Linked DNA regions of Homo sapiens: regions 2, 3 and 4 are each linked to region 1. The links are chromatin contacts, found by Hi-C in ENCODE. All regions are on one chromosome and are shown on one strand. Each heading gives the region's core, a stretch centred on a gene start or an enhancer-like site at or near the end of the contact. The rest is flanking DNA. Distances are from core to core; before and after follow the strand shown.

Region 1 (7,424 bases), core at 1,280-3,779:
GTCAGGAGGTCGATACCAGCCTGGCCAACATGGTGAAACTCCTCCGTCTCTACTAAAAAAGAACATACAAAATAAAATTAGTCGGGAGTGGTGGCGGGCGGCTATAATCCTGGCTACCTGGGAGGCTGAGGCAGGAGAAGTGTTTGAAACCATGAGGGAGAGGTGGCAGTGAGCCGAGATCGAGCCACTGCACCACTGCACTCCAGCCTGGGCGACAGAGCGAGAGTCCGTCTCAAAAAAAAAAAAAAGTCAAGTTCCGTAAAGCACTTACAACAGTGTCCGGCACTCAGTAAGCGCTTCAGAAGTACTGTCATAAATATCAAAGGACTGGAATGAAAATTATAAAAATTATGGTACTAAAAACTTCCACAAAGTTATTTAGAAGTACAACCTCTGCTCAGTCAGTTGGAGTATAAATAAAAAGAAAAAAATTAAAAGTACAACCATTTCTCCATAAAGTGTTATGAAGTTATGTGTGACATTTCTAAACTTTTTAATTTACGTGTGAAAAAATTACATTAGAAAAAACCTGAATCCAGTTAGAACACCCACTGTACGACTCTCAATTGTTTGCAAATTTGCTTCCAAAACTCAGGAATGCACTACTCAACTGAGGCCGCATTTGAGAGCACACACTCAATACTTCCTCCAATAAAAGAAATTTTCATCTCAGCTGTACACTCAGAGACCAGGATTTTTTTCGCCTATATGTTGATAAAACCCAATGACGCATAGCTGAGCAAGTCTTTCACCTAACAGCACACCAAGCTTCTAATGGAAAATTCACAGACCAGGTGATGCAGTCACCATACAGCATACAGACACAATATTTGCACTCTTCCTATCCCCTCCCCTGGAATCCAGACTCAGCCTGCTCACTCTGAAAGCTTTCTCAGTTCATCCTGCCATTTGCCCCTTCTCCCAAGCCACCTCTACACCCGGGGGTGAGTTATTAAAAAGAACATGTTTATTGATAAATACAACACTTTATTTATTTGCACACAAGTTATCCACTTCCTTGCTACTCAAAGATAGTCCCTTGTCCAGCTGCACATGTTATCAGAAATGTACAATATCAAAATGCACCATAGGCCTACTGAACCAGAAAATGCATTTTTAATAAGAGCCCCAAGTGATTCCCACCCACATTAAGGTTTGAGTGTTCTGTGATACTGCAGATAGCTGTAAAAATTAAAAATGCTCAAGTTTACAAATGAATTCAGAGATATGGTATGAAAAGTACCAAGACACGGAATCAGAAAAGCCCAAAGAGAAAAACCAATATATAAATGAATTTCTTTGCCACCGATAGCAAAGGCTCATTTTTCAACAATACCTATTTATTGCTTCCTGCTTTAAGTATTTTGTGCAAGAGCACAACACTTATAAAGGTTTACAAAAGAATTACCGGGTCTAGAAATTCCAGGCAACCTGGTCCAAACGTGTGAAACCTGCATGTTAAAATCTTAGGATTTTGTCCAATTCAGAGTTGACAAATGAACTCTTTCCAGAAAGTTATTATTCGAAAAAAACCTACAGGATGTTAACTTTAAACACAGATTATAATTCCTGTAACTAAAACGAGTAACTGGTATCGAACAAATTCTAGGTCACTTGTAGAATCGAATCTTGTAGTGAAGGTCTGTGTGTTTTTCCAGGAAAAGTCGGGGTGGGGAGCGGGATTTGCCCTCCCTGCGAATTTTTTTTTTTTTTTTTTTTTTTTTTTTTTTGCTCTTATCCTGAAAGACCTCCGTTTCTTACGTGTGAATAAACTTAAGTCGTACTAAATCCAGGTCACGGTTCCCTTCCTCAAAAGTGAAGTCAAGGCTTCTCTCTTCTAAAGACTATTAAGGTTTGAGGATTCAGGGCCCGTTTCGCTTCCGGCTAGGGAAGGAAGCGTGCTTCCCGGGGCCCAAATGAACATGGAAATTTACTAAGTAGGAAGTTGAGCACTAGTCCAGCCGCCAGGCCCTGCCTTTACTGCAGTTGGCCTTCCAGTCTAGACCCCGACCTCCTGGGGCAGGGAAAGCAGGCAGACTGCAAGCAGCCACCCCGCCCAGCTCGCCCTGCCCGCCCTGCCCGCCAGGGAGCTGAAGGGTCCACCCCTCCCGCCATCCACCCCCGACGCCGACTCCGAGGCGCACAAACGGGGGGCGGTGCGGCAACCCGTCCGCCGTGGCGGCGGCACCCTCAGGCCCTCCCGTGAGAAGGCGGCGGCGGCTGCGGCTGCAGCAGCGGCGCGAAGGGGGGCGAAACCTGTCCTGAGGCTGAGTGGGAGGCCGGGGCGGGAACGACTGCATGTGGGGCTGCACTGGAGGAAGGCGGAGGCGTTCAGAGGGCTTGGGCTTTTTTACGATCATCATCATTATTTTATTTTACCTGTGGCGCAGAAGGGCTCCCCAGCTCCTATTCCCTGAATCCTCCTCCTCCTCCCCTCCTCTTTCTCTCTCTCTCCCTCAGTCTGCAGGGCGCTCGCGGAAGCGGCCGGGCCCGGCCCGACCTGAAAGAGAACAGGGCGGGAGGGGGTGGCGGCGGTGACCAGCGGCCACGTGACCACGCTCGCGCCGTAACGGCGGCCGCCTCCCGCCGCGCGCCCTCCCCGCGCTCCACCTCTAATAACCTCGCGGCCCGCGCGCCTGGGAAGCTCGTGCGCAGGCGCCCGCACGGGACCTGAAGTCTGCGCGCGAGCGCAACGCGCTCGCTCTCGGGTCCGGGTTTCTGGGGCCCGCGAGGCGCGAGAAGCGAGTAGGTGGGGAGTGAGCCGCGGGCAGAGCTCTCCTTGGCTGAGCCGGCAGGCTGCTGAGCGCATGCGCCTGAGGGCTTTTACCCCTCCCTTCTCTCCCTGCTTCCAACCGGCGCGCGGCTGGAGGCTGGGAACCAGCTCCTGGGTCTTAGTCAGAGGTTCACATCCACCAACTATCTTCCCAGGGTTGGACTGAGAAGGGGAGCAGAGGGTCCCAGGGACTCTCCTGAGATCCTGGCTCTCCTGCCAAGGAATTTACATTTCCTTGTCACAGGTAAATGGCCTTCCATGCCACATTTTTCTGTGGCTGAGTAGGCTTCTAACTCAGCTCATCTGTCACTTTCTCCGTGAAACTTACCCCTGCCTACTTTAGAGGAGTCACTAGCACTTTGTGCAGACCTACCTTGTAGTACAACCCATAGAAAGATAAAGGTTAGGAGTTATTTTTTCACAAGCCCACAATACTAGACTGTGGTTTCTATCTTTATCTCATAAACTTGGACAGGGTCTTCAGTGTTGTAGTATCTCCCTAAACGTCTGATGACTATCAGAACACAGGGAATGTCTAAAACTTTTATCGTTGCCCTTGGTCTCTGCATAATCATGATTTAAGATCCCCTTTAACCCAAGCACGTGGGAAGGTGGTGTTTGTTTCCCCAGTATGAAAGCCTTTAAATCATAATGTTAATTAGAGTGGTAAATGCTTCACTTAGTAAAAGAGATTTATGGTATTTTATTAGCTTATCTTCACAAAGAGCTCCAACGAAAATTGATACTGTTTAGTCCAGAAAAGGAAACCAAGTCAGAGAAAGGTCAGATTTCTGAAGGTTATCTAGCTTCAGAGGAAGATGCCTGTGTGGGAGACCTTTGTGGACAAACACCCCACTTCACACAGAGATCCCTCTTTTTCTGTTGCCCCTCTTTCTGTTGCAGAAACTGAACAGGTTAAGTTAGTGCCTGTGGCCAGATTTAATCCGGCCAGATTTATTTATTTATCAAATAAATAAAATGTAAAAACTCCCTAATTGGGAGTTCTGGCTAGACCAGTCATCATCACTGTTAGACTGGTGAATACTGAGATGATAGTCAAGAAATGGGGCTAGCAACAAAATGACAGAAAATCCTGGGATGAATGTATATGAAGAAATAGGATTAACAGAGGCTTCTGAGAAACTAGGAAAATGACAACCCTCAAGATTCCATTCTCAAATGTTTACAAAGCTGTTGGACTCTTTTCTGCATTTACCACTGTATACACCCACAGACTGATCCCACCTCATAGTTTCAGCTACCACACAGGTTATGCTAATGGCATCCCATTCTAAATATTCAGCCCAAGATTCAGACCTTGTGGTAGACTATTTTCTTATGGCACACAATTAACTGTGCCTCCCAGTATTCATGCCCATGTATAGTCCTCTGCCCTTGAGTCTGGGCCGGACCTGTCACCTGCCTTAAACAATCAAATATGGCAAAAATTACTCTCTGTCACTTCTAGGCCTAGGCCTTTAAAGACTTTGCAGGGCCAGGCGCGGTGGCTCACGCCTGTAATCCCAGCACTTTGGGAGGCCAAGGCGGGTGGATCACGAGGTCAGGAGATTGAGACCATCCTGGCTAACACAGTGAAACCCCGTCTCTACTAAAAATACAAAAAATTAGCCAGGCATGGTGGCACACGCCTGTAGTCCCAGCTACTCGGGAGGCTGAGGCAGGAGAATGGTGTGAACCCAGGAGGTGGAGGTTGCAGTGAGCCGAGATCGCGCCACTGCACTCCAGCCTGGGCGACAGAGTGAGACTCCGTCTCAAAAAAAAAAAAAAAAAAAAAAAAAAAAAGGCTTTGCAGTGACAACTTTGAACTTTACCAGAGACTCATGGGAAACAGAAATAGTTAAGAAATCCCACCACCTTTTTGTGTTCTGCGAAACAGTTTACCACAAAGACCAATCCTTCTCCATATTACTTAAATGAGACTCATTGTCCAGTTTCTCTGATAAAACTAGTAGATGACCTGTGACAAGACCAAACACATACCTTTCCTTTTTTCCCGAACCTGTGGGGAAGGTCAGTCACCTTTCAACTTCCTATTTGTCTCATGAATGATTAGCTAGGATTAGAACTACTTTTTCCCCCTTGAAATTAGGTAGCGATAAACATTTCATAGCTGATAATTCTCTGATTACAAAAATAATCCCAACTGTAATCATCTCATCTATAACCTGTCTATGCCTCCCTGTAAAAGTATAAGGCAGCCAGGCATAGTGGTGCACACCTGTACTCCCACCTACTCAGGAGATTGAGGTGGGAAAATTGTTTGAGCCCAGGAGTTTGAGAGCAGCCTAGACAACAGCAAAACCATGCTCTAAAATAATAATAAAAGTATAGGGCAAAACCACCCTGCTGAGACACTCTGATCTTCACATCTGGAGTACTCTCCCTAATGTAATTGCCTGAATGAAATCTATTTCCTCACCAGTTTAGTTTTTAACTTTGACAGTAGCTATCATTTTTGCCCTTTGTGGGAAGCACCATGTAAGATATCCAACTACTCTGAAACTACCACACTGTGAAGAGTCTAACCAAGCCACCTGGAGAGACCAAACGGAAGAAAACTAAGGCCCCTGGCCAACAGCCCTAGCTGTGCTCCTACTGGCCAGTCAGCACCAGCCTGCCAGGCATGTGACTGAGACAGTCTTGGAAGTGGATTTTCCAGCCCTACTCAAGCTGCCGCAGCTGACACCACATGGAACAGAGATGAGCTTTTCTCCCCAGTGCCCAAATAGCAGAATTGTGGAAAAATAAATAAAACAGTTGTATTAAGCCACTAAGTTTTGCTATAGTTTATTAGATATCATTAAATAACCAGAACAGACCTATGTATTCAGCTGCCTGCTAGAGATGTATCCCAGGTGGTCTCACAGGTACTTCAAACTCAATATACTTGAGTTGAGTTTTTCAAATAGCCTTCAAACCTGACCTGTGTCCTTTCCCCGACCGCTCCCCCTCCCCTGCCACCCGTTGGTTGTGCATTTATTCCCCTAGTTCCCGAAGCAGAAAACCTGGGCGTGTCCCTTTACTCCTTATCCTGCAATATTCAGTCACCAACTAATGAGCTTTCTTCTCCAGTCCCCACAACACTTCTCACCTCAGATCCTCATCATCTCTATCCTGAACTACTGAGGATTAATCAAGTTCTTCCACATTGCAAAGAAAAGTCACTCAGGCATCCAGACTACCTTAGGGGTTTATTATCAGGCAAGAAGTAAGGAGATGTTGGAAAACAGCCCAGTCATCTCCCATGACCTGCATTCTGATGGTTCCCAGACTGGGAAGCCCAGGTGGCATCATAAAGAGCCACAGCAATGACCCCATCCTTTAGGCTACAACAATAGCTGTAAGGATCCAGCTTCTCTCAGGCTTCTCACGTTCTTACTCCCCAAGAGACAATCTGAGGGACCCAATGGTCCTCAGTCAATACAGAGCACCCCGACAAGGCAGAGAGTGGCCTGCAATGTAATCTAGGAAAAAGAAACAAAAGTAATCAAGCTGATGATTAATAACTCCTTAAAATACAAACTTTGTATAAAAATTCATTTTCAGTTTTGTTAGTTATAATAGAATTTGAGTTTAAGGCAGAAAAATTAAATTTGAACTAACTTCAGCATTAAAAAAATAATTGTGGGGCTGGGCACGGTGGCTCACGCCTGTAATCCCGGCACTTTGGGAGGCCGAGGCGGGTGAATCATGAGGTCGGGAGATCGAGACCACCCTGGCTAACACGGTGAAACCCTGTCTCCACTAAAAATACAAAAAAATTAGCTGGGCATAGTGGCGGGCAGGCACCAAGTAGTCCCAGCTACTTGGGAGGCTGAGGCAGGAGAATGGCATGAACCCGAGAGGTGGAGCTTGCAGTGAGCTGAGATCGCGCCACTGCACTCCAGCCTGGGTGACAGAGCAAGACTCCATCTCAAAATAAATAAATAAATAAATAAATTAATTAATTAAAAATAAATTTTGACACTTGGTTTTGCAGCAGCTTGTGTGCTAGTTGATTCTCTGCTTCGACATCTATGTGCATTCTCTGTCTTGGGACATGGCGGAAAATGAAGCAGAAAATAACACGAATGTTCTTAAAGTCTCTTGGCAAGGATCAGCTCTCTCCCAGGCCTCTGGCGATATGGACACTCAGCCTGGGACTACTGTGATCAGGCCACCATCCACATCCCTTCTCCTGGCTCTTTTCTCCTCCACTCCATTCAACTCACCCAGGTAAACTGGCCATCATTAGATCCTGAAATTGCTATGGTGGCATAGACTGACATGATAATAAGATGTACAGCCTACAGTATGGGATTGTCCAGTGGGAAGTGAAAGGGTTGTGGTAAGCATGGGCTGTGCGTGGAGCTGGCGTGCTACCCTCTGCATCATCCATGGAAATGCCCGACTCAGATCTCCTGCTGCAAGAACATAGTTGACCTTCGGCCTCAGCAGCTGCCCCACTGGATCCACTACCAAGTTCATGCTGAGGCCACACTTCTCCTGGGCTACTCCCACTCGATGATTGATTGCGGCAGGGGTATTAGTGAAGGCCAAAGGAGGATTCCTCTAACAGGCAGCTTTGGCTCAAGGATTCCCCAGTGGCATGGCCAAAACTTTCTTAGAACTGTGCCACAGTCTAAAACTC
Region 2 (7,424 bases), core at 4,925-7,424, 2.4 Mb before region 1:
CACTTCCCCTCAGCCTGACTAGGGTTTCAGCTGCAGCCAGAGTGGACATTCTCCATGCACGCTGGCAGCGCCCACCTCAGGCAGCTGTGGAGTCCCTCAACTTTTCCAACTCAGGTTTTATTGGAAGCTTCAGTAGTTCACTTAGTCCATACACAGAGCAGCCCTAAGTGCCCGGGCATGTCAACACTCCCAATCATTGGAGGAATAAGAAACCAGTGGGGGAAGGCCCCAGCCTCTGGCCCTTCAGAGGCACAATTCTGAGGTGTATTCTCCACAGGTCTCCAGCAACAGTGAGCCCTGGCTGCCCGCAACAGGAACCAGTGGAATCCTACATCCTTGCCTGGCCTATTTCTCCTCTTACTCTCCCTACTCCTCCTCTTACTCTCCCTACTCCTTAACTCCTACTTCCTAGGGTCCCCTTTCAAAAAGCTATCTATACCCAAGACCCAGGTCTTTCTGAGATTTCGTCTTTGGGATAACCTAAGCTAAGATATGCATCAATGCACATGTTAGGAGGTGAGTTTTAAAAAATTTTTTTTCTTTTTTTTACTTTTTTCCTCTTTTTTTTTTTCTTTTTCAACCATGGGAGACTCACTGGAGTCTTTGTTTCTGAATTAAAAAGGAAGTGTTTGGGGTTTTTTTTTAACATTCAGAAATAAAGTTGCTCCTGGAAAAGGGAACCTGTCACTATTAAGAAGAGCTGTCCTTCATGTGGAAGAAGTGGGAATTCAGTTCTGACTATTGGTAACAAAGTTAAGCCTTCAGGCTGACTGTTAATCTAGGCCAGGGCCTGGGCTGGAGAGGAGCAGCCTGGCTGATTGTGGTGTGGAGGTATTTCTTCTTCCCGGTCCTAGCGCTGGAGGCTGGAGGTGGAATGTGTAATGGGAAAAGGCTGTGGGTTGAGACTGAGACAAATGTTGAAAACAGATCATAGAGACCTGGGAAACCTGAACTGAGGTTACAGAGTAAGAGAAAAAAACAGGCAAGACAGGCTTATGGAGTGGGAGGTGGTCTGGAATCATTTCAGGGACCAAGGGTGAAGGCCAAGGGAAGGCCTTCTCCCCCTTCCTGACATTTGTGCGAGGGTCCTGCCATGGAACAATGCCCCTAATAATCCCAGTAGACCTAATAACAACACTTCCCCCAACTGTGGATCTATTTGCATGAGAGAAGGAAAACAAGGGGATGAAGAGGAGGAGATAGGGAGATAGGGAAAACAAGCATTTGCGCCCAGTAAGAACACCTGCTTTCCAAGGGCATAATTGTAACCCAGGGAAAGGAACAATAAAACAAAGACTCACCGTTACCAAAGGGGATTTCCAAGAACAAAAACAACCAACAATAACTGAGAAATCAATCACTTGCCTTCCTTCCTGCTGACTTTTGTTTTTTTTTTTTTTGAGACGGAGTTTTGCTCTTGTTGCCCAGGCTGGAGTGCAATGGCGCGATCTCAGCTCACTGCAAACTCTGCCTCTCAGGTTCAAGTGATTCTCCTGCCTCAGCCTCCCAAGTAGCTGGGATTACAGGCATGTACCACCATGCCCAGCTAATTTTGTATTTTTAGTAGAGACAAGGTTTCTCCATGTCAGTCAGGCTGGTCTCGAACTCCCAACCTCAGGTGATCTGCCCACCTTGGCTTCCCAAAGTGCTGGGATTACAGGCGTGAGCCACCGCGCCCAGCCTCCTGCTGATTTTATAAGGCTGTTTTTTTACCATTTTACTTAGATATGTGGGTCTACAGAGGAGGTGTAGTTATAGTGTTTCTGGGGAAGTAATATTTTTCCAGATGCTACAGCCACAGACCAATTTTTATAATAAACTTTATTTTATGGAGCAGTTTTAGGTTCACAGCAAACTTGAGTGGAAAGCATAGAGCATTCCAAGTATAGAGGCTTAGGGTATAGAGATGTACCCCTGTCCCCAAACATGGACAGCCTCCACTCCATCAACATCCTGCAGCACACTGGTGCCTTTGTTACAATCCATGCACCTACACTGACACATCACTATCACCTGAAGTCCATAGTACCTTAGAGGTCACTCCTGGTGCTGTATGTTCTATGGGTTTTGACAAATGACTGTTACATATCCACCATTATAGTGTCATACAGAATAGTTTCGCCACTTTAAAAATCCTCTGTTCTCCTGCAGAGTAATTTTAATTCCACAAGAAAGCTGGGCGGTCAGCTACAAGTACAATTGTCAAAATTGGATGGTAAATAATTTTTAGCATATATCAGACTCTCCTGGAATTGATAGCAGATTGGAACCCACCAATATAGCTGCAGAATAAGAATCCTGACTGGGACTGGGTGTGGTGGCTCACGTCTGCAATTCCAACATTTTGGGAGGCTGAGGTGGGACGATCACTTGAGCCCAGGAGTTCAAGACTAGCTTGGGCAACATACAGAGACCCCATCTTTACAAAAAATACAAAAATTAGCCACGTGTGGTGGTGCGTGTCTGCAGTCCCAGCTACTTGGGAGGCCGAGGAAAGAGGATCATGTGAGCCCAGGAGTTGGAGGTTTCAGAAAGCTATGATGACACACACACCTATACTTCAGCCTGGGTGACAGAGTAAGACCCTGTCTCAACATAAAAATAATTTTAAAAAAAGAATCCTGACTGTACTTCAAATGGTCGCATTATCCAAAAGTGGACAACCTCTATCCCACTCCCAAGCAAACCAAATCAAAAAAGCCCATCAAAGACCCCAAGATTTTCCCAAATTGTAGGTCTTTATCTGTGACATTGTAATTTCTACCATCTAATACTAGTAGCTTTAGTTCAATAATTATAATAATCAGATCAGGCTGGGCATGCTGGCTCACACCTGTAATCCCAGCACTTTGGGAGGCCAAGGAGGGCAAATCAACTGAGGTCAGGAGTTCAAGCCTGGCCAACGTGGTGAAACCCCATATCTACAAAAATACAAAAATCAGCTGGGCATGATGGTGGGTGACTGCAATCTCAGCTGCTGGGGAGGCTGAGGTGGGAGGATTGCTCGAACCCGGGAGGCAGAGGTTGTAGTGAGCTGAGATCACGCTACTGCACTCCAGCCTGACCAACAGAGTAAGACTCCGTCTCAAAAAATAATAATCAGGTCAACTACTGTAGACTATCACAGCTGTCTTTTTGCAAGGATGGGATGCAGTTTCCTGATAAAGGATATAACCTTTCATCTTAGTTAAAATCCTTTCTTCATAATTCTGAGTCTCAAAATGCTTTTCTGCAATGTTAATTTCCAACACCTGCTTTATGAGCCGACCATAGCAATTTAACTCCCAAGACCTGAAAATGAAACTCACTGAGTACATTAAAAAAAAATTATCAGGATCATGTGAAAAACTAATTTTTTTTTTTTTTTTTTGAGACACAGTCTCACGCTATCACTCTATCATCCAGACTGGAGTGCAGTGACACAATCATGGCTCACTGCAGCCTCGGCCTCCCAGGCTCAGGTATCCTCCCGCCTCAGCCTCCCAAGTAGCTGAGACTACAGGAATGTCCCACCACACCAAGCTAATTTTTTTTTTAAAAATTTTACAGAGACGAAGTTTCGCCATGTTGCCCAGGCTGGTCTCAAACTCCTGGGCTCAAGTGATCCGCCTGCCGCCCAAAGCGCTGCAATTACAAGCATGAGCCACCACGCCCAGCCGTGAAAAATTAATTCTTAAAAAAGGTAAGGATCAGCGTTGAGTGTGCATTTACAGAACAGAATTCAACAGATACCTTTGTTTCTTTTTTTCTTTTTCTTTCTTTCTTTTTTTTTTTGAGAGAGTCTCACTCTCTCACCCAGGCTGGAGTGCAGTGGCGCGATCTCAGCTCACTGCAACCTCCAAGTTCAAGTGATTCTCCTGCCTCAGCCTCTCGAGCAGCTGGGACTACAGGCGCATGCCACCACGCTCAGCTAATTTTTGTATTTTTTGGTAGAGACAGGGTTTCACCACATTGGCCAGGTGGGTCTCAGAATTCCTGGCCTCAAGTGATCCTCAAGCCTCAGCCTCCCAAAGTGCTGGGATTACAGGCGCATGCCACCACACCTGCCTAATATCTGTATTTTTAGTAGAGATGGGGTTTCACCACAATGGCCAGGCTGGTCTCAAACTCCTGACCTCAAGTGATCCACCTGCCTCAGCCTCCCAAAGTGCTGAGATTACAGGCGTGAGCCACACACCTGGTCTACAATTTTTTTAATTAAAAAAAATTTGTTTTGGCTGGGCACAGTGGCCACCTGTAATATGAGCACTTCGGGAGGCTGAGCCAGAAGGATCACTTGATCCTGGGAGGTCAACACTGCAATGAGCCATGATGGTGCAAGCTGCACTTCAGCCTGGGCAACACAGCAAGACCCTGTCTCTACAAAATAAAAATAAATAAAAAATTTAGGGGCATGATGGCATGCACCTGAGTCCCAGTTACTTAGGAGGCTAAAGTGGGAAGACCCCTTAAGCCCAGGAGTTTGAGGTTATGGTAAGCTATGATCACACCACTGCACTCCAGCCTGGGCAATAGAGCAAGACCTCATCTCTGGAAAGAAAAAAGTGTATCTGTGGCTCCCATTGTATTTCTGTTGGACAGTGCTGCTGCTATTTGTCTATATAGTAAGTACTCAGGAAGACAATTTGTTGGAAGAAACATCAGGAGGCCATTTTTTTTTTTGTAATCCCAAAGTGCTGGGATTACAGGCATGAGTCACCGTGCTCGGCCCTTTTTTTTTTTTTTTTTTAGATGGAGTCTCACTCTGTCACCAGGCTGGAGTGCAATGGTGTGATCTCAGCTCACTGCAACCTCCGCCTCCTTGGTTCAAGCAATTCTCGTGCCTCAGCCTCCTGAGTAGCTGGGGTTACAGGTACACAACACCATGCCCAGCTAATTTTTGTATTTTAGTAGAGATAGGGTTTCACCATGTTGGCCAGGCTGGTCTCAAACTCCTAATCTCAAGTGATCCGCCTGCCTCAGCCTCCCAAAGTGCTGGGATTACAGGTGTCAGCCACCACACGCAGCCTCAGTCTCTCTTTTAAACAGATTTATTGTATAATGTATATATCATAAAATCCAGTTTGGTGAGTTTTACTAAATTTATTGTCATGCAACCATCACCACATTTCTGTTTAAGACAATTTCATTGCCCTAAAAACTTTCCTTGTGCCATTTGTATTCTATCCCTGCTCTCAGCCACCACTAGGTAACTCCTGATCTGCTTTCTATATCTATAGTTTTGTCTTTTCTAGAAATTTCATATAAATTAGATCATACAATATGTGGTCTTTTGTGGCTTCTTTCACTTTAGCATATTGTTTTTGAGGTTCATTCTTATGCACTGTGCTTTTCTTGGCAGTCTCAATTTTTCAGCCTACTTTTAGAGAAAACAAAAATGAGTGGTAGAAAATCTGGGGAAATTCCTCAGTAACTTGATCTGAGCCTAGAAAAGTTGCCAAGGTTAATAAAAAACACCCTGAAAGTTCCATGTCACACTGGGATTGATTTTAAGGATACTGCTCATCTCTCTTTCCTCCTTGTTTTTAAAAGAAAATTGACTGTGTTGGCAAAAGTACTCATTTCCTCATTTTACCTTCCTGTTCTTGTCTATAAACTTACATAATTTATACATTATGTACTCATAGTGTAGATACAAATGTGGCATTCTGTATTTCATTTTCTTTACCATAAAATGTTTTTAAAAGTAATGATCATAAACTTGCTGACCAGCATGCACACTCTCACCTGGAAAACTGAACAGAGGTAACTGCTTTTTATGGAATTTAACAAGACAGTCATTCATTTATTTAACAAAATGCAAGCTCTTACAGCTCTACTTTATACTGAACTCTAACCAGATGAATCTAACATCCCACGGTCCTAAGATTTTGCATTACAAGTCATGCTATTTGTTTAAATAACAGGAAAAAAAAAAAGACAGAAACACTTTAGGAAGCCAATTTTCCTTGCTAATGAGCAGATACTAAAATAATGAGTATCTTCTGACTACCTTCCTCAAACCACTGAAAAGTTTACCCATTAATCATATGTGAACTTTGAAGCGTGGGTGGCTGGAGCTTCTCATAAGCACATCCTTAAAGATGAAACCACATATAAATTGCTAAAGGAATCACCCGGTGAAAGTCAGACTGTGATTAGTAGGTATGGGGAGGAAGGAGAAGTTGAAAGACCCAGGCTGGGGTCAAACCTCTTTCAGTTACGTTTTTAATCAAATTAAGTCAAAACTAACGTTTCATGTCTCTTTTGCTTATTATTGACAGCCGTGTTTAGCTCAGCCATCCCCCACTGAAGCGAACTGTGTCAGTGCACTGTCAGATGCAGCTTTGGAAGACAATTGCTGTCCCTGCTGGCTTCTTCCCTCACGTGCCTGTGTTTCAATGCCTGAGGGCTCCTCTGAGCCCACACACAGGACTGGCCAGAATTGCTGGGAGGTAACACCCCAGGACAGCCTCAACAGATGAGGGCTAGGAGCTGGTGAGTCCACCCGCCAGCCTCCTCACCGCTGCACAGTCTCTCAGAGGGGCCTTCACAGGACTGCGGCCCAGTTGTCCTCTGAGGTATCCTGCTCGGCAATGTGCCCTATGTGGCTTTTCTCTCTTCCCTGTCTCACTTCCTTACTCTGCCTCCTAGAATCATTTCTTAAATAGATGATTTGCCCAAAATCCTTTGCCTCAGGGTCCACTTTTGGGCTAACCGAACTAAGACATCTACAAAATTTTAGATAGGAATAGACTTTAAAGGGATCCTTTGACTTTTTTTTTTTGAAACAGCATCTCACTCTGTCACCTAGGCTGGAATGCGGTGGCGTGATCTTAGCTCACTGTAACCTCCGCCTCCCAGGTTCAAGCAATTCTCCTGCCTCAGCCTCCCGAGTAGCTGAGATTCCACACGCCTGACATCACACCTGACTAATTTTTGTATTTTTAGTAGAGACAGGGTTTCTCCATGTTGGCCAGGTTGGTCTTGAACTCCTGACCTCAGGTGATCCGCCCGCCTTGGCCTCCCAAAGTGCTGGGATTACAGGTGTGAGCCGCTGTGCCCAGCCTCCTATTGCTACTTTTTAACAGAAATCTCTGTGTCTGACTCAGACCCAGAGAAAAGAAACCACAGTGATCAGAGTCATACACAAGGGGGTGCCCTCTAGCAGGTTCGCCTGAGGTTGTCCGCCTCCCGCCTCATGCTATTAACATTCCATAAACACGCCATGGCAGAGAGCAGGGCACTGCTGAAGGTTTACATGCGGTAACTGATTTCATTCTCACAACAACCACGTGAGATGAGTGCTGTTACTGTCCTCATTTTACAGAGGAGAAACCGAGCATTTAAACTAATTTGACCAAGGGCATAGGGCTAGAAAGGTGGTGTTTAAGAACATCCCAGTGCTTTCTAGCCCTTTCTAATCCAAGGGCTAGAATGCTGGA
Region 3 (7,424 bases), core at 1-2,500, 2.4 Mb after region 1:
ATCTACACTGAATATCATCCGTGTACACATATAATACTCCAATTTCTCAAAATGCTTTACCTGCCTTTTCTGTCTTGTCTTCATAACTTGTATGTGTATGTGTCTCTGTGTGTATGTGTGCACACATGTGTATTTAGGACTCTGAAAATCCACAAATGTGTATCTTATTAGAACAAAGATGAGAAGCTTGGATGTGTCCCATCCCCACTGTCTTGAGAGAATAGCTCTGTGTAATTTTTTCCTGTCTCTTGCATCTCAGACCAATTTTCTGTCAGCACACTCGGCCAGGGATGAGGCGGCAAGGTTGGAAGAGCGCAGGGGTGTAATTGAATTTCACGTGGTTGGCAATTCCCTCAACCAGAAACCAAACAAGAAGATCCTGATGTGGCTGGTTGGCCTACAGAACGTTTTCTCCCACCAGCTGCCCCGAATGCCAAAAGAATACATCACACGGCTCGTCTTTGACCCGTAAGTGGTACTTTCTGTTCCTTCTTCCTTATTTCCTTTTTAAATGAAAGAGGAACTGCTTAGATAGTGAAAGTCAGCCATAGTCATCCACCGAATACTACTGCACCTGTCTTGCTGTGGATACAGAGCTTCACCAAGCTGATTTTCATGTCTGAAAGTGCTAAGAGTAATTTTCAACAATTTACAAATTTTCTTGTTAATGATGATGAAACTTTATATTTTACATTGCTGATGACTCTCCTGTGCTTCATTCTTTATAGCAGTGAGAGAATGTAACACTAAGATGTTCTGCTTTCTTCATAATCAAAATATTGGTTTTGGTATCTTAACTAGGTGCCATTATTGCCCAGGTCTGTGGGCAATTATTGGGATATAAGACAGGTTAACTTTGAAAATCCATTGCTTAAAAAAAAAAAACAAAAAACTAGGCCGGGCATGGTGGCTCATGCCTGTAATCCCAGCATTTTGGGAGGCTGAGGTGGGAGGATCACCTGAGGTTGAGAGTTTGTGACCAGCCTGACCAACATGGAGAAACCCCGTCTCTACTAAAAATACAAAATTAGCCAGGCCTGGTGACACATGCCTGTAATCACGGCTACTTGGGAGGCTGAGGCAGGAGAATTGCTTGAACCCAGGAGGCGGAGGTTGTGGTGAGCCGAGACCGTGCCATTGCACTCCAGCCTGGGCAACAGAGCGAAACTCCATTTCAAAAAAAAAAAAAAAAAAACCCACGAAACCCTAAAGAACTAAACTTCTCTAATTGAATTTATTTTAACATACATAGCCCAGTAGCCTATGGGGACTGTGATCCATGCCTGTGACAATTCAGAGTGATGCTTTAGACAGAGGGAAGGATTCCATAATGCGGAATTTTGCAAATTGTATATGTAAATTTTAAATTCTTTTTCATAATGTTTCTGTAATATTTTGGAGTAAGACTTAACTCTTCAGAGACACATACCATGTTTGTCCATGACTTCCTGCTCTCCCTGACCCCTCCTTGGCACTGGCTGTGCCAGTTCCAGAGCACCTCTGCACATACTCTGTTCTCTATTTGTAAACCTCAGGCACTTCTTAGGTGACTGGTATTTTGTTCTGATGGGAGTGCTGATGACATCTTGTGCAGGCGACCTAGCTCTAAAAAGTTCAGATAAAAGGATGGTCTAGCGAGATAGGGGCTACATGAAGGAAGTTTCTATAGAAACTTAGGACATGTCCCTCTTTCTTAGTTGGTTAATAAGGAACACCCCAAAAAGTATATTTATATAACTAGGATAGGTAAAACTTTGACATAATCTTATTCTTTCAGGAAACACAAAACCCTTGCTTTAATTAAAGATGGCCGTGTTATTGGTGGTATCTGTTTCCGTATGTTCCCATCTCAAGGATTCACAGAGATTGTCTTCTGTGCTGTAACCTCAAATGAGCAAGTCAAGGTAAGGGTAAACCCAAGGTCTTAGAAGAAGAGCAGAATGTGGGGCTTCTCACTAAGGCCTGCAGAGCTTGGGAAGATCTCTCTGTGCCATGTCCAGAGAAGGTTCAAAGTGGAGTTAAGGACTTTCTGGGAATAGTCCTCTCACTCCAATGGTCTCCAACCTTTTTGGCACCAGGGACTGGTTTCACGGAAGACAATTTTTCCACGGGTCAGATTAGGGCTATGATTTTGGGATGAAACTGTTCCAGCTCAGATCATCAGGCATTAGTTAGATTCTCATAAGGAGCATGCAACCTAGATCCCTTGCACGCATAGTTCACAATGGGGTTTGCACTCCTATGAGAGTCTAGTGCCACCACTGATCTGACAGGAGGCAGAGCTCAGGCGGTAATGCTCACTTGCCTGCCACTCACCTCGTGCTGTGCAGCCCGGTCCCTAACAGGCCACGGACTGGTAATGGTCTAGGGGTTGGGGACCTCTGTCTCACTGTGAGTGTATGTGTATGTGTGTGAGGAGAGTAAGTGGTTTCACCTACCAACAAGTAGGGTTGTACCAAGGCTTTGTTGGACTTTGGGGCGAGGTACCAGGATACTGTACAAGTTCAATATGTAACTCAAGTGTAGTCGATAGCAAATGAAGGGATATTTGAAAAATAGATCTCAGTGTTCATTGTTAATTTACACATACACGCAAACATGTAATCACAATTAGTGACACTGAACTACTGGAAAGGATATGGTTAATGTGGATTAGAAAGATGATTTAGGCAGCTTACACTTCAGAAAGATTTCTTATGACCTTGTCCCTAAGGGAAAACAAGGACTAAGGAAATTCTTTAAGGGAAGTCATGAAATTCTATAAGGGAAGTCATGTAAATTTATGAATAAATTTCAGAAGTTATTCCTGTAGGGTTTGGCATGTGTTGGAGTGTCTTTTTGTTTTGTTTTGTTTTTTTTTGTTGCTAATTTATCTTCCCAGTTGTCTTTGGCTTAGGTCCCTTCCTTTCCAGGAACTGTGTCCATGTTTTATTGGTATTGCAGTTGGTGTCGCAGTCTGGCGAGAATAAACCAGACTCTGAATTGACAGAAAGAGCTCTCATCTATACCTTGTCCTGTTCTACTTTCTTGCTTTTAAGAAAAGGGAACCAGAAAACATGTCCTTAGAATGTTATTCATTTAGGGCTGGGCAGTGGCTCACACCTGTAATCCTAGCACTTTGGGAGGCCAAGGTGGGTGGATCTCCTGAGATCAGGAGTTTGAGACCAGCCTGACCAATGTGGTAAAACCCTGTCTCTACTAAAAATACAAAATTAGCTTGGTGTGGTGGCACATGCCCGTAGTCCCAGCTGCTTGGGAGGCTGAGGCAGGAAAATTGCTTGAACCCGGGAGGCGGAGGTTGCAGTGAGCCAAGATCACAGCACTGCACTCCAGCCTGGGCAATGAGAGCGAAACTCCATCTCAAAAAAAAAAAAAAAAAAAAAAGAATGTTATTCATTTAGGATTTTCATGGGTGGACTAAAGATTAGCAGCTCCGGATGATTAAGATGGCTGCTGAGAAAAATTATTGGAAGGTCTAAAGCAATGTGTCCAATAGAAATATAAAGCAGCCTGCAAATATGAGGTTATAAAAGCACACATATTATGTGCTTTTAAATTTTCTAGTAGTTATATGTATATATTTTTAAAAAAGCAAGTGGAATCCAGTGAGATTAATTTTGGAAATTTATTTTACCCATATATCCAAAGTATTAATATAACTGCAACAGGCATTCAATGTCACGAAGAATTATGGAGACCTTTTACATTACATTCTTTGTTCTGTACTGTCTTTTTTTTTTTTTTTTTGAGACAGGTTCACACTCTGTTGCCCAGGCTGGAGTGCAGTGGTGTGATCTTGGCTCACTGCAACCACCGCCTCATGGGTTCAAGTGATTCTCCCACCTCAGCCTCATGCGTAGCTGGGAACTATAGGCACATGCCACCATGCCCGGCCAATTTTTGTATTTTTAGTAGAGATGAGGTTTCGCCATGTTGGCCAGGCTGGTCCTGAACTCCTGACCTCAGGTGATCTGCCCTCCCTGGTCTCCCCAAGTGCTGAGATTACAAACATGAGCAACCACACCCAGCCTTATACTAACTCTTTGAAACCAAGCATGTATTTTACATTTATAACACATCTCAATTTAGACAAGCTGCCTTTCAAGTGCTTGATAGGCACGTGTGGCCAGTGGCTCCTGTATTGGACAGTGCTGGTCTAAGTATTTTGTTGACTCCTTCAGCTTCAAAGAAGCAATACCATTTACAGAAACCAAAAGTAAGTCCCTGAAAGGAATCATTCTCTGCATTAGGGGCACAGCCTGGGCTATTGGTACTTTAGCTTTCATTAACAGCTTCACTCTCTGGTCACAGTACCCATTTTTTAAAATTATTATTATTATTATTATTATTTTGAGACAGAGTCTTGCTCTTTTGCTCTGGCTGGAATGCAGTGATGTGATCTGCTCACTGCAACCTCCGCCTCCTGGGTTCAAGTGATTCTTATGCCACAGCCACCTGAGTAGCCGGGATTACAGGCGTGAGCCACCACGCCCGGCCTCAGCACGAATTATAGCTGCTGCAATGTATTTATTCTCACAAAGCACAAGTGGAGCTTTTTGTCTTCGACTCCTAGCACTAAGCATCAAAGGGCAAATGCAATTCAGCAGTCTTACATTCATCATTCTGACTGGGGAAGGTGAAGACCCACATTTGCTTGAAACTGATCTCTGGCTCATTTTCAAGGAATTCTGACAGTGTGTCTTTAGATGGTGCTGTTGCTGTGTTTATCATTATTCTCCGCTAGCCAAAGTGACAAATGTCCAGATGTTTCCAAATGTTCAAAGTTTAAGAACTTACTTAAAGGAAAATTTTATTTGGCTTTTCTTAGGGTGAAGACCTGGAAAATATGCCCTTGGTTTGTAATTTTAGAAAAAGATGGCGTAATTTTTATTTTCAAAGATAGCTATACCAAACACCTTGTTTGGAAATGCTGATTAAGGTTGAGTTGGACACTTTTAGGGATACTAAAGGGAAACTGAAGGTATTTAATACGAATTGGATACTTTGTCTTATTACTTCCCAGAAAGGCAATTCCCCCCCATAACCATGTAATTTTCTAAAGACTTGAAGGAAGGTGGCCAAGCATCACAAACTCAGAAGGAAGAACAAGAAAAGCAATCACTTCTTGTAAGTGACTTGAAACTGTAGTTTTAGAAAATGAAGATAATGAAGATTAGTCTTTCAAAACAAAATAGAATGGATGAGTTTAGTGTGTGTGTGTGTGTGCGTGCATGTGTGTGTTTTTTAATGGTAAGAACGTGTGTGTGTGTGCATGCGTGCGTGTGTGTGTGTGTTCTAATGGTAAGAACCAATCTTTAGTAGAAGTAAGAATGTGAGAAACAGTTCTTCCTTTAGTTTCCTGGCCTTTTTTTTTTTTTTTTTTTTTTGAGACGGAGTTTTGCTCTTGTTGCCCAGGCTGGAGTGCAATGGCGTGATCTCGGCTCACTGCAAACTCCGCCTCCTGGGTTCTGGTGATTCTCCTGCCTCAGCCTCCCGAGTAGCTGGGATTACAGGTGTCAGCCACCATGCCCGGCTAATTTTTGTATTTTTAACAGAAATGGTGTTTCATCACGTTGGCCAGGCTGGTCTCAAACTCCTGACCTCAGGTGATCGCCTGCTTCGGCCTCCCAAAGTGCTGGGATTACAGTTGTGAGCCACTGTGCCCAGCCAATTTCCTGATCTTTTTACTGTCCTGTGTCATTAATGATTAATGAACAACTTTTGAGACATCACACTGCCCAAGATATTTACATTTTCACTGGCGTATAGTCTAAGATAAAGATTGCTGAGCTCTGCCAACCCAGCAACACTAGACAACATGGAAGCACTTCTTCAATATGGAGTAAAACTGAATGGGTCCCAGTGGCTATAGCATATATTACTGAAGACAGCAAATTCATAAGCAGAGGTTTTATTTTTATTTTAATTTTTTAATTTTTTGAGATGGGGTTTTGCTCTGTTGCCCAGGCTGGAGTGCAGTGGCATGATCACAGCTCCCTGCGTCTGCGACCTCCTGTGCTCAGGTAATCCTCCTACCTCAGCATTCTGAGTAGTTGGGATCACAGATGTGCACCACCATGCCTGGCTAATTTATTTTTTGTAGAGATAGGGTCTCCCTGTGTTGCCCAGGCTGGTCTTGAACTCCTGGTCTCAAGAGATCCTCCCTCCTTGGCCCCCCAAAGTGCTGAGATTATAGGCGTGAGCCATTGTGCCCAACCATAAACAGACGTTTTAAGTATTTATTTACTATATTAAAAATCTTGGCTAAATGGCACTTTAAAATCTGTATATGGTCATTTTGGAGAATCATGCTGATAAATTCCTGTGAATTCTTTAAATTAGATTTTTATGTGGATTTATTGTGCTGAAAACACAAGATAACATATGAGAATTTATTTGAAGCTCCTCTCCTGATTTTGGAATATCCTGTAATCTAAAAACAATTTGGGCCAGGCGTGGTGGCTCACACCTGTAATCCCAGCACTTTGGGAGGCTGAGGCGGGCGGATCACCTGAGGTTGGGAGTTTGAGACCAGCCTGACCAACATGGTGAAACCCCATCTCTACCAAAAATACAAAATTAGCTGGGTGTGGTGGTGCATGCCTGTAATCCCAGCTACTCAGAGGCTGAGGCAGGAGAATCACTTGAACCCAGGAAGTGGAGGTTGCGGTGAGCCAAGATTGTGCTATTGCACTTCAGCCTGGGCAACAAGAGTGAAACTCCATCTCAAAAGAAAAAAATATTGAATTTGATATTATATACAGCTTTAAAATTATGTAGCTAATGTTTATTTACCATAATAGGTATTTAAATAAACACTGAAGTTACCAGATAGTTAGAAAATGATCCTTTTGATGGCAGGTAAAAATAAAGGTGTACAAACAAGGGGAAATAGGTCTGGGGTTAAAATCTAAATAAACATTTGCTTATAATAGCTTTATGTTGTCACTGCCTCTCTAACCAAGGCAGTACTTAAACTACCATGACTGCTAGTCACAAATACTAGCTAGATACAGAGGAAGTTCAAGTTAAAAGACACAGCCCTTTCTCACAAGCAACTTGGAATCTGGAAAAGATTTTTGGAGAGATGGCAAATTTGTGGTCACTGATGAAAAATATCTTATGCAGGTTTTGAGAAGCTATTTACCAAAGAACCATTGTTGTTCTTGAGTAAAATTAATTGGATTATGGATGAAGGGTACAAATTTATAGTTTCTATTAACTCCTTACAAGATGGTGCATACAACAATCTCTCTTGCATCGACATCCGTGTTAAAGTGAATTTCATTAGAAGACACATTTCTTACTAATTTTTAGACATTACTTTTCCTGTGCACATGCAATTCACTCCAACTGGCCAACCATTTGCTTTCCTCTAGTTAAAAAAATTTTTTTAGAAATAATTTTTAATTATGTAAGACATA
Region 4 (7,424 bases), core at 1,931-4,430, 2.1 Mb before region 1:
GTTCCAGGACCCCGTGGATACCGAAACCCTCAGATGCTCAAGTCCCTTATATCAAATGGTGTAGAATTTACATGTAACCTAAACACTTCCTCCTGTACACTTTAAATCATCTCTAGATCCCTTACACTACCTAATACAAACTAAATGCTATATAAATAATTGTTATACTGTATTTTTTAAATTGCTATTATTTTTTATTGTTGTGCTATTATTTTTATTGGGCTCCCTCCTCCCCCTCCCACCCCAGTAATTTCAATCCAAGGTTGGTGGAATCCATGGATGCAGAAACAATGGATACTGAGGGCCGGCTGACTAGACCTATTTTTATTGTAATTACTCATTCTCTTCTACCTCATTAAGCTTGGTTCTTTCAAGCATGAATACCTGGTTGAATCTGCATAACCTCTTATTATCGACCTACCTTTGTTCACACACAAATGATTGCCACTTAGAGCTCTCCTACCGGGCTCCTTTTGTAAAATAAATTTTATCTTCTCCAGATAGAAAGAAATGTGATACCTTGCGGATTTTGCGGTTTCCTTGTTTTGCTGGATTGCAAGTCCTTTAGACATAAACAAATGTTCTGTACCCCGACATCGGTGGTACCCAGCTCTCAGTTGAGAAAGAGATGTAATGTGAATGCCACTCTTGGCCCCAGGCACTCCTCACTTGCCCCCACTGGGGACTGGTTCATACCCTCCTCTCCTGGCCTCAGTTTCCATACCTCTTAGTGAGGCCTTTGCGTTATACTTCAGAAATATTGTCAGTATGACTTTGAAGATGAAAGTTTGCCCCCAAAATCACTCTCTGTTATCATTGTGAAACCAGAGATGGAATGGAAAAATGGGTTTCTGAGACATTTTAAATTATTCCTTGCTTGTCTTTAGAGGCAAAATTCAGATAAGAAAGCTTATCAATTATACTTTTGTTTCTACTCAAAAACTCATGACTGCTCACTCAAAGACTCCTTGTTCTTATCTTAAAACATTGTTTACAGTGTCCCAGATGAATGGCAACAAATCCTGGGGTTTGGTGTTTGGATGGTACATTTCCCTGGGGAAAGAAATAACAGTTTGAGATGGAACCGGGTTGGGGTGGGAGAATACTTCTCATTCTGAGGAATATTTAATTTTGCCAAGATGAGCATTTCTAGTTCTTAGTCTGTTGACGAAAAGAGCTATGGTTTGTTTCTGGAACTTTTGATAAAAAATAAAGAAATTTGTAGCCTGGGGAGTTTGGTTTTAAAATGCAAACACAGGAGTTATGAGTTGAGACTTGGACAGGGTGTCATTTTCTTTTTAAAGGGCAGCAATATGATTCTTTGATTTGTCTTTGTTATCTTGACTTTTAATCCGGATTCCTGGGCAGTTGTTCAGCCCCAGGACATCTCCATGGGCAGGTGGCCTGGCCTTGGCACACTACCCAGTAAATCTCTGCCTGAGAGGACGCTTTAGCTGGGAGGCCAGGCTGATTTTTAAAGGCAGAATTGGACTATTTACTCTAAAACAGTAATGCACACTGTTTAGAAAGAAACATTCCTATTCTGGGAGGAAGGAGGAGACACACAGAAGTATCATTTATTTCTAGTCTTTTCTGGTAGAAGCTATGAAGCTGAGTTTACTCTCTGGAAATTTGTAGTTTATTTTCTAGAAAATTGCATTTTATCACTGCAAAAAGGATTTTATTTCCAAATGAGTAGGCTTTTGAGCAAGAGTTTTGGAGTCACAGAGATGGGGTTAAGAAAGTGATAATGTGCAATGGCGATTCTCAAGTTCAAGGAGAAAAAATAACATGCTTTTATTGGGATACTTTGCTTGTCTATAAAAGAAAGTAGCTATTGGCATTTATGTAGAAGTCAGCAGTTTCTTGGCACCAAATAAATAATTTTGTGCTGAATAAAGGGAGAGTTATCCATAGTATTTATTACTAACCAAAGAAATGCAGGGAGAATTGTAATTCATTAGGTTTTGATGGCCAGGAAAGCCAAGCTGTGTTATTAGGGTCATGACAATCACAGACATTACGGATGGCTGACCTGTAGTATGGATAGAGGGCAGAGGGTAGAGTGTGAAATATATCACAGAATTATGTCAAATAATCTGGATAGTTACTACTGCTTAAAATCTAAGTGCACAGCTAGAAAAGTGGGTAGTGACGCACTACAGTCTTGCTGAACACTGGGTAAGAAAATCATAGCAAACGTTGAGTCTGTTTTGGAAATGTTCTAAAACCAGACTATTAACACAGTGAGCCATTTTAAATGTGGCTTGCTACGTGTTTGGAGAGAAACACATACTCTTTTATTAGGAACATGAAACAAACTCTTTGAGCCGCAGTATCACTGCGAGTGAGTTTAATTGCTGGGATTAATAAATCACAGCTGCAAACGTTAAATTCTTGGCAGGATTCTTTATTCAGCTGTTTTCCCCTTGCCCCATTACATTCCAGATTTGTGGTCTGCATTATGTCTGGAGCCAGAAGTAAGCTTGCTCTTTTCCTCTGCGGCTGTTACGTGGTTGCCCTGGGAGCCCACACCGGGGAGGAGAGCGTGGCTGACCATCACGAGGCTGAATATTATGTGGCTGCCGTGTATGAGCATCCATCCATCCTGAGTCTGAACCCTCTGGCTCTCATCAGCCGCCAAGAGGCCTTGGAGCTCATGAACCAGAACCTTGACATCTATGAACAGCAAGTGATGACTGCAGCCCAAAAGGCAAGAATGCTCCTCGGAACCTGAGTTTCTCTCATACAGAGCAGATTGCTCTTTACCCCTTGATCAGTGGTTGGGTAATCCCAGGCTTCCTACCACCCTCTGAAAAAGCATCCAGGTAGTTAACCTGAGTTGAGTTAGTCAGTTGAATTAGGAGCCTTACCCCTCAGAGAGTGGTCCGTGGACCGGCATCCCCTGGGAGCTTGTTAGAAATACAAAATCTTGGGCGGCACCCCAGACCTACTGAATCAGAATGTGCATTGCAGCAGGATCCCCAGGTGATGCTTTCACATGGCAAGTATGAGAAGCCCAGGACTAGATCCCCAGTTCTCAAGTGTGGTTGTACATAAGAATCACGAGGTAAGTGGTAAACACTATGGCTGCCCGGGTCCTGGAGAGTCCGTTGTAATTGGTGTGGAAGGGGTGTGGACTGGCACTGGGATTGTTTTAAGGCTCCCCAGTGCAGTCTAATGTGCAGAAAAATTTGAAGATGACTGGGCGTGATGACCTCTCTGAGTCATTCGAAGCTTCACTGAAGTAGTAAGCATCTGCAAGAATGCCGTTTGCTCCCTTCAGACTGTTTGAGGCTCGTTTCCGGTCTCTATGTCGGACTACGATCAGTCTGAGACCTTCGCCCAGATAGAACTGACCCCAAACTGACAAAGGGAAGGTCAGTGCCAGCCTTTGTGAAGGCTTCCTGGTTGGCCTGAATTTCCTGCTCCCTTCAGGAAGGGTGGGGACAAAGGAGAGGCCCCCCTGGGGGCAAAGAGGGAAATATCAGAGGTTGCCTAAGAAAATGCCCTGCTGGAAAACACAAACCCGAAGGGAAGTTTGGGCTGTAACTCTGGTGGCAGGGTGACCAAGCGCAGCTGCTTGAGGAAGCCCTGCTGTGCCTCAACAGGATGTAAACTCATTGTGAGCAACACTTTCCTGCTCTCTGTGAACTTAAAGGGCAGAACCAGCAGGTCCTGCCCCAAACAGTCCCTGCCTTAGAGCAGGGTGGTCGGGATGGCCTGGACAGCCACAGCAATTAAAAAATTGCAACATTTTAAAATTTTAGTCTATAATATATATACAAAGGCTATGTGTATGGGGTGGGGGGGTGTTTGGGGGCAGGGGGTGTGTATGTGTGTATAACATGATGTTGAAAGGGAACTTGAAGACTTGGTCCAGCTTCTTTTTTTTCAACCAAGACAACTTTTGCAAGGGTGACACTTTTCTTTAGTCCCAACCTGACATACGGTTTCTCCTTGAACACCTTCAGTGGCTCAGACTCACAGGTCCGTTTGTTCCAATGGTGGGAACTTCTGAACAGGTCTTCCTTTCAATGAGCAGCAGTCAGCCTCCCCGTAACTGCCACCACGATTCTATCGTCAGAGCTAAAGGGAGCAGGACCGTGTCCCTTATCACGGCATGCCATCTTCTCCACCTTTGAGGACAGCTGTCATGATCCCCCTGGCATCTGTCCCCCAGGCTGTATCCTCAGTCCCTTCCACAGTTCCTTAGGAGACTCAGTTTCCAAACCTTCTACTGAAGACTTCCATGTTTTCTCTGTGCTCAGAACTGTATGCAGCTATCCCGATTCTGTCTAATAAGGGCAGGGTAGAGAACTCTCACCTGTCGCATTCTAGATGTTGTCCCCAGAAAACTGCTGGCAGCCACATGTCTCATTATGGGTGTATAAGGCACTTGCTGTCAACTAAAACACCTTTTCACATGAGCAGACACACATGCTGCCATTGCCATCCTGTACTTATAAATTATAAAGGTGATTGATTTAAGCTGAGGGCAAGACTTCACATTTATGCTGTTAAATTTCATCATTCCAGCCTGTTGGGCTATTTAGGGATCTTTACTGACATCCCAAGTATCAGTTACCTTTACGTCATTCACACATATGATACACACCTCATTTATGTCTATGCTGAAGTCAGTGTAAAAAAACCCCAGGCTGTGCCCTCAGACCTCCTGATGACACTGATCTCCTAGAGGGCAGGCATTCTCTTGATAGAGATGTTTGCCTGCATGGCACTGAGTCCAGCACCTGAAATGTCATCTGCCTCTTGCTTCCCTCCCCTATCCACCGGACCATTCTGAGACATTTGGCAAATGACACACTGAAACCCAGACTGTGGCTGTAGAATTCTCCTGCATTCACCTTTCAATAATCTGCCCCCAGAGGAAACACTTAACACGGTTTTGTTGAAACCACGCCAGCTGCACAGCATCACTCCGTCTCTATTTGTTTTCCAGGGGCCAGGATTAAGCTGTTGATATGATCACTTTTAGAATTTACAGATATCTCAGCTCCCATACGTGGTTATATGTTTTTTGTTTGTTTGTTTTCCAGCAGCACTTTTATTTTTCCTTACACGATGACATGTTGCTGGGGCCTATTGTTCTCACATAACAGTAGAAAACCAAAATTTGTTGTCATCTCTTCAAAGAATCGAGAATTGCATACAGAAAAACCTTACATAAATTAAAAGGATGAATACATTTACAGGTGTAAATGCAAACCACTTTCAACTCAGACAAGTAACAGCCCATGGTGTTCTGGCAGAAAACATCAGCTAAGAAAGGAAACTGGGTCCTAAGTCTTGGACTTTCCAACCCTTACAGACCGGCAGAACAGAAACAACTGGTTCAGGAGCCCTTGCCAGCCTCCAGAGAAATCCCAGAACACGCAGCCCTGACGTATTAATACCCTGCACAGATCAGAGACTGCTGGCCACGCAGACTCACCAAGCCACAGACTTGTCTTCCACAAGCACTTTCTTATCTTAGCCACAAAGTGACCAAGCCACATGTACTAAGGGTTGAAATCAAAGATATGTACAGGGTATTAAGCAAATCTGGTTATATGTTTTAAAACAACTTCTAAGACAAATTGATGGCAAGTTTGTGTGAAAGTTTTATATCAAAGTTGTTATAAGAGGTTCCTGAGCAAACCAATTGAAATACAGTCATGCATTGCTTAATGACAGGGATATGTTCTGAAAGGATGCATCATTAGGCCATTGTGTCATTGTGCATGCATCATAGCATGTACTTACACAAACCTACATGGTACGGCCTACTATGCGCCTAGGCTATATGGTATGGCCCATTGTTCCTAGGCTATAAACCTTTACAGCATATTACTGTACTGAACACTGTAGGCAGTTGTAACAAGTGGTAAGCATTTGTATATGTAAACATAGAAAAGGTACAATAAAAATTCAGTATTATAATCTTATGGGACCACCATCACATATGTGGTCTGTCATTGACCAAAATGTCATCATGCAGTGCATGACTATATTTCTGTCTCAGTAGGGGCATTCATAGGGGAAAAACGGAGTCTAGTTTCAAGATGATTAGGCTGGGCAGTCACTTGGGATTGTAACCTTCATTCCTCAGAAGGAAGGGGTTCTTGATCTCATTGAGATCTACCAGAAAATTGCTGAAGCCATTTATCAAGAATGCAACTTACTTCCTAGATAGGATTACTCATCACATCAGACCCAAAATTTTGCCCAGCTCAGGTTTGGTTCCTCTCCTCATTCCTGGTTGATAATAATCTAGTATGTATACATAATTTAAATGTTATTCTCCATGAAAAACCAAAGTTTTGTTTTTAATAAAGAAAAATGTCTATCCAAATATAATTTTCAAAAATCTGAAAAGATGACTCATACAAATATAGAATGAATAAAGCTTTTATTTAATTCATTAATTAAGGAACCAGTAAGATGGTAAAGCTGGTTCAAAGGAAAATTCAAGGAATGGAAATGTGTATATCAGTCAGTCCAGTGATTGTTGAAATGAATTTCCTAATAGATGCAAAACTGGGTAATGTCCTATAGGGCAAAACATTGTAATCTTTGAGGTGATCTTTTAAATAGCAAAGTCAAACGGTGGTACATTCTCCAGCTAATTAAAGAATAATTGAGTGAGCCTATTAAACAGTACCCTAGTATAATTTGGAAAGGCTGCATCTCCATCTTGCCTTATTTTTAGGTTTGAGATAATTTTTCTTTACATGGTCATTGCTAAGTGTGCAATGAGATGATACTGTACTGGAAGGAACATACATTGGTATAGTATTTCTGGAAAGCAGTTTGGCAGTGTGTGTTAAGAACTTAAAAGTTTAATTTTTAGGCCAGGTGCTGTGGCTCATGCCTGTAATCCCAGCATTTTGGGGGTCCAAAGCGGGCGGATCACTTGAGGTCAGGAGTTTGAGACCAGCCTGATGGTGAAACCCCATCTCCACTAAAAATACAAAATTTAGCCAGGTGTGGTGGCGCATGTCTGTAATCCCAGCTACTCAGGAGGCTGAGGCACGAGAATTACTTGAACCCAGGAGGCGGAGATTGCAGTGAGCCGAGATCACAACACTGCACTCCAGCCTGGGCGACAGACCAAGACTCTCTCTCAAAAAACAAAACAAAACTTAAAACTCTAATTTTTATACCCTTTGATCCAGTAATTTCACTTGTAAGACTTTATTCCAAAGAAATAATCAAAAGATGCAATCAAAGATTTGTGTGAAGTGTATAATTATGCAATAAGTGTTTTGAGCACACTATGCAGATGGTCACCACAGTTTTCTTTTTATTACAAAAAGTTGGGAACACTTCAAATTCCAATAATAGAGGATAAATTATGGCGTCCTCTTAAATATGATGTGGCCCCATTACAAATGGATTTTTGAAAGTTTTTTTTTTTTCCT

Evidence for each region. Hi-C counts contacts between places; a loop is a spot of excess contacts on that map. Pooled maps may share reads with other maps.
Region 2: a loop to region 1 is called in a map with no recorded cell type, with 9 times the contacts of the local background. The contact joins the enhancer-like site here to the promoter of TBC1D5 in region 1. A Hi-C loop is called at or near these places in 2 of 37 single-sample maps with no recorded cell type and 2 of 50 pooled maps.
Region 3: a map with no recorded cell type shows a loop between it and region 1 (7-fold over the local background). The contact joins the enhancer-like site here to the promoter of TBC1D5 in region 1. A Hi-C loop is called at or near these places in 2 of 37 single-sample maps with no recorded cell type and 2 of 50 pooled maps.
Region 4: a loop to region 1 is called in a pooled map, with 4 times the contacts of the local background. The contact joins the enhancer-like site here to the promoter of TBC1D5 in region 1. A Hi-C loop is called at or near these places in 2 of 37 single-sample maps with no recorded cell type and 3 of 50 pooled maps.

What each region holds. Positions count from the first base shown.
Region 1 is chr3:17,740,102-17,747,525 of GRCh38, forward strand. It overlaps TBC1D5 (TBC1 domain family member 5), which reads right to left and starts at 2,530. Exons shown (of 23, transcript NM_001349074.2): 1 at 2,380-2,530. It overlaps LOC105376975 (a long non-coding RNA gene), which reads left to right and starts at 2,843. Exons shown (of 2, transcript NR_135536.1): 1 at 2,843-3,017; 2 at 5,267-5,561. RefSeq lists silencers at 2,017-2,216, 2,447-2,756 and enhancers at 2,216-2,919, 2,877-2,946, 7,086-7,255.
Region 2 is chr3:15,355,542-15,362,965 of GRCh38, forward strand. No RefSeq gene overlaps it. Among named protein-coding and RNA genes, the nearest start is that of SH3BP5, 27 kb to the left of the region's middle. RefSeq lists a silencer at 6,979-7,038. Within about 2 kb of position 6,175, at least 11 of the 41 ENCODE cell types and tissues checked have a DNase peak (open chromatin) inside an H3K27ac peak, as active enhancers do.
Region 3 is chr3:20,125,646-20,133,069 of GRCh38, forward strand. It overlaps KAT2B (lysine acetyltransferase 2B), which reads left to right. Exons shown (of 18, transcript NM_003884.5): 10 at 260-468; 11 at 1,778-1,904. Among named protein-coding and RNA genes, the nearest start is that of MIR3135A, 8.2 kb to the right of the region's middle. RefSeq lists an enhancer at 376-455. Within about 2 kb of position 1,251, at least 5 of the 41 ENCODE cell types and tissues checked have a DNase peak (open chromatin) inside an H3K27ac peak, as active enhancers do.
Region 4 is chr3:15,632,976-15,640,399 of GRCh38, forward strand. BTD (biotinidase) reads left to right here. Exons shown (of 4, transcript NM_001370658.1): 2 at 2,449-2,713. The coding sequence starts at 2,465. Among named protein-coding and RNA genes, the nearest start is that of BTD, 35 kb to the left of the region's middle. Within about 2 kb of position 3,181, at least 25 of the 41 ENCODE cell types and tissues checked have a DNase peak (open chromatin) inside an H3K27ac peak, as active enhancers do.